2 separate regions of the Homo sapiens genome follow, and region 2 is linked to region 1. Evidence: chromatin loops called from intact Hi-C (ENCODE). Cell type or tissue: CD4-positive, alpha-beta T cell. All regions are shown on one strand.

The links. A loop is a pair of places that touch in the nucleus more often than their neighbours do. Peaks named below come from ENCODE experiments on the same cell type or tissue, not always from the same donor. Only the 100,000 strongest peaks of a DNase experiment are listed, where the experiment ranks them.
Region 2: a loop joins it to region 1, with 7 times the contacts of the local background. A loop is called at or near these places in 1 of 110 quality-filtered maps.

The regions. Positions count from the first base shown.
Region 1 is chr3:111,620,189-111,622,688 of GRCh38, forward strand. All of the region lies in intron 8 of CD96 (CD96 molecule), which reads left to right. Among named protein-coding and RNA genes, the nearest start is that of ZBED2, 26 kb to the left of the region's middle. In CD4-positive, alpha-beta T cell, a CTCF peak has its summit at 1,497 (motif pointing right); a DNase peak (open chromatin) is centred at 1,553.
Region 2 is chr3:112,489,131-112,491,630 of GRCh38, forward strand. All of the region lies in intron 1 of BTLA (B and T lymphocyte associated), which reads right to left. Among named protein-coding and RNA genes, the nearest start is that of BTLA, 9.1 kb to the right of the region's middle. In CD4-positive, alpha-beta T cell, no CTCF peak of the experiment used is centred here; a DNase peak (open chromatin) is centred at 991.

The sequences.
Region 1 (2,500 bases):
CCTGCTTTAATATGTTCTAGCATTTGAATTGGCTTATGTGATCGTCTGGTTGATGTCCATCTCCTTCATGAACTTAAACTCCAGGAGAGCAGTATTCCCAGTGCCAAGCACAGTGCCTGAAATTTAGAGACTCTCAAATGTTGGTTAAACAAACAAAAAAAATGTATGCAGGGAGTATCAAGAGAGGACTATGTGAAGGTTTTTAGAGATCAGGTCATGGAATGTGAAGGGGCCTTAACCTTGAACCACAGTGTAAAGTGGGAGAGAGAGGGGTAGATTTAATTTATCTAGGAACTACATAGTTCTCTAAAAGACTTTAACTCTGACTTCTACATAATGAGTGAGGTCCCATAGTAAAGGGGTCATTATCCCAATAACCTGTCAAGTTGGTTCAGACCCTCAAGTGAAAGTCTAAAGAAAATTCAGCTGGAGACCAATAGGAGCGAAATAACTTTGTGCTCCCTGGGGAAAGAGACTAGGAGACTAGGTATCATTGATCTTTTTGTTCCCCACACTTGGCATGTATTCAGCCCTCAATGTACTCCACAGCACTGTGTGTGAGAAGGGTAAAGCAACATAGATGTCTAAGTTGGGGCAGAGACATAGTCACACAAGGATTAAGGCAGCATGCATCCCTGAGGCATGTTTCTCCCCCAACAAGGTCCCTAAATAACATAATAGGTAGAATCAAATGAGTGAGTTCTCCTTCTCCTGCAGTAACCCTTGAGAAATGATTTATGTCACATTATTTTCTGACCTCCAGAAGAGAACATTTAATCAGTCATTTTAATATAAATGAAATTCCCAATCAAGTTATACTTCATCAGGATTCCTGTGATTCCTGCCAGAATTAAATCACATGTCCTGGTCAGTGCCAGCACCCAGTGTGGGCAACCAGGCTGGCATAGGAAAGTGTCTGTTGCTTGCAGGTAAGATATATTTTTAAAGGCTGCTGGCAGTTGCTTATTAGACTGAGATTTCTAGGTAGTGGTCATGTAGTTTACAAATAAATATTAAGTTCTTTGATGTTTATTTCCTAGATCTTTTTCATCATCCTCATTATGACAATTGTTATCATAGCACCACTGTTAAGAACAATTCCTTTGAATTTACTTACCAAGTCTCTCAGCAAATACTTTTGGAGGTTAATTCTCAGCATGAGAGAGAGAAGGTAGGGGAGGAAGGAGGAAAGAACCATCTTTATTCATTAGGAAGAGCCTATCATATCTCTCAGTATCTCACAGTGTTCAAATTACTTATACCTAATTTATTTATTTTCTTCTATATAATTTTTACCTTGTCTTGTCCCAAAAGGAATATGAAGTAACTTTAAAAATACATAACAATACAGAATTTTGAAAAGAGGTAACTGAAGGAATTGCTGCAGAGAGAACAAAAGCAAAGTCTTCTTAATGACAGAAATAAAATTATAAATCACTTGGTGATCCATAGGTTTGTAAAATGGTATAACAAGGCAGTTGTCCAGAAGCACAGCCGCTCTTAATGCAGAGACTGCCTGGGCCCTCCTCTAGAGGGCGTGGTGGAGCACAGTCCCAGGGACTTTCTCACTGCAAGTGAACAATGGCGACCCCTCCCCGCATCGTATTAGACTGTCATCTAGTGTCAGCCAATGGGAAAATCCTCAGTACTATATAAGAGCAATTCCACAGTGACTAGGAATGTAGTTCCAATACTCAGTTCAAAGCAATCTACAAAAGCATCATATATGCTTTAGGTAGTCAATCTTGTGCAATTTTTCTATTAATACAGCCTTTGATGAATGGTGGGAGGCAGTGAGCTAGAAGTTACAATTACCGCACAAGAATCTGGTACTGATGGCTCAGTGGGATGGCAGAGGAGAAGAATTGTAGGTGATTCTGCCAGTGAGAAGTTATTACCCTACCACAAAGCTAATGCCCCAGCCTACTATCACACTCTGTATTTCTGACTATTAGCCCTTTTCTAGTGCAACACTTTGGAATGTAGTTCTTGACTTGGGCCAGGCCTGGGGAAGAAAGAATTAGTTACCTTAGATCAACTTTCTTCCAGAAAGACCAAGGTAAATGGGGTAATTGTGGAACTCCTCAGGAGATTCAAGTGGCCTATAGTTAGAATATGCTTGTATTATCAACATCTGCTAAACTGCAAGTGACCTATTTTACAGATTCTAAGACATACTTTTTAGCATTTACTACATGTCAGGCACTCTTCTAAGTATTTTATATGTATGACTCTTTTAATCATGAAGCCACGGTGTGTAAGTATCTTTTTGTAGTTCATTGATAGGCTGCATTGCAAAAAAAGGTTATCATTGATGACCTCTGGATGTGAACTACTTATAAATGCATTAACCACAATGCCAACTTATTCATTTGATTTGATTGCCCATGTTCTCTATTTAAGGCATGTCCTTTCACATAACTGAGGTACCAGGAAAGCTGGCTGCCATTCACTACCAACTAAAGCTTGAGGATGAATGAACATACTGGCTATCATACTG
Region 2 (2,500 bases), 870 kb after region 1:
GACTTTACAAGTATTCAGTTTGAAAAGGCCTGATTTATGTCCACTCAGGGGTGGATATTAAAAATATTTAACAAGTGACACTCCATGGCCATCCAGCTACACAGATCAGCTGATCAGAAAGGAGTGCCAGCCACAAACAACTGTATAGTCTCGTAACTCCCAGCTGAGCAAGTGTAGTTGCTGAGCTGAAGAGAGTAGGTAATTTTTGAAACCAATCAGCCATTTAAAAAAAAAGAGGGTTATGATTATGAATATTTTATAAAATATCATTATTTCTTATTTTTAAATACCATATGTTTTGATTATAACCATTATCATGAGGAAAATCTCACCTGAGTTTCACTATGTCTCCATTGAAAAATTCTTACAAATTTATGGAAACTTCAAAGTGGTTGCAACCATTCAAATAAATGAATGACTGTAATGAATGCAGATTGCCTTAACTTGAGCTAAGAAAGTGTCAGAGTTTAACATAGAAATTAAACAAATGATTTTTTGAGAAACTAAAATGATTACTAACGGTATAATAAACCAATAATTTTCTGTGACATCAACCAGGATTTTAGCTTCTATCAGAAAATACTATCACAGACAAACAACAAGCAAACCAAAACTTCAGACGCATGCTGGGGAGGCTACAGAAGGAATGAAGTCTTTACACTCAGGAGCAAAAAGGCATCCAGATGGTATGTTCTGCCTTACTTTAGAAGGCTGGAATGGTAGAGAGGAGGGGAGAGATGATGGCCACCAGGGAAGGGAAATAATCTGTCTCTCAAATCTTCCCTTGAAATTAGAGTTTAGGGATCCCATAAGGCAGTGGTTTGTACATAGTCAGGGCAAATCCACACACAGCAATAGCAGCCATGGAACCATACTTCAAGGATCTTGGGAGGACATTGACTTGCATACCTTGGGAAATCACACGGACGACATCAGAAAACCCAGGTAGCATACTTTCCCATCATAAACTAGCTCACATACACTCACAAAATCAGAAATGTGGTGACATGAGGTTAGGGTGGGGGAGTTCCACCTCATATAGAAAGTATTCATTTAATGTATTATGTAATGTCTATTAAAGGTATTACTTTAACTCTGTGGTAAATAAACCACTCCATAAGTCAGATATTCTCAGAAGTACTAGGAATACCTGGAGAAAATTAAGTAAGTATGACACACACAAACATATGTTAAAATCAGAGCTTCTTTTGTAAAAGTGACTATTGTTACTTTAAGGAAAACCCTGTGATTGTTCTCACGAGTACAGTGAAAACTGACTGGCCCTCAGTCCCTTCTGTAAAATGAAAGTTTATTTACATATGTCTTTCCTGAAAAACAACACTAAAGATACAGATCATAGACAATACAGATCACAGACAAGGATGTAGTATGCAATAGTAGATTTAACTTATTCTCTGTGGATATCACCTGATATTGCTCTTTAGACAAGAAGAGCCATTTTCTCCCTGGGTAAACACACACACACACACACACACACACACACACACACAATGTAAAATTTCCTTCACAAAAATGGAACTGGAAAGTATTAATGCCAAGAATACACAGGGCATAAATCTACATTTATGCCCATTATTTAAAAAAAAAAAGCAACCATGAAACAAGAAAATTGAGAGCATTTTCACAATCATCTTTTATTATTATTTCCTCTTAAAAATCCCCTTCTTATAAAAACATATCTTCTTATATTCATTTATGAAATTTTTCTTTAAGTTTACTTTCATATGGTATTAGCACACTTTAAAGCAATTTCTTCTACAGTTAGAATTTCTCATTGTTAGTGTAGTATGACTATTTGGCAAGTAAATTTGAAGACTGATCTCTTCAATGCAGTTGTATTGAGCCACTGAAGACTTTAAGCTCTGTATCTCTTGATTTTATCATGTTTGAAATAATTCTGAACTTGTTTTGTCTAAAATCAGTCATTCTAGTATTTGTCATTGCTTTTTCCGACATTTAGCAAAGCTTACAAAGTCCCCATGTCATTTCCTCTCCTTGAGATATTTAAGAGTAGAACAAGAAGAGAACCTTAGAGGTCATGAGGTCAGATGCCCAATGGAAAGTTTAAGTTACATTTAGGAGATCACCTCTAGAATCACTGCTACACATTCTTTGCCACTTGCCCACAGGTACACTCCACCTCACATTATCTATATACTGTAGACCCAACCTAGATCCATCTTAACACGAGGAAAAAAAGAATATGACTAATATTTTCAAAGTTCTTATTATGAGGTAGGCACTTTTAGATACCAAACATGTATTGTTTCATTTGACCCTCACAATGATTTTATGAGGGAATTACTATTATGGCCTTTATTTTTTTAAGTTGAGGAAACTGGGTATTAGAGAATATAAGCCACTTGCCCAAGATCACCAGCTGGTAGGAGGAAGAGTCAAGGCTAGGACTTTAACCCAGGTGTGGCTAACTCCAAAGCACAAGCTCTTATCCAGTAGGGTTGTTGTGAAAGCAAATGAG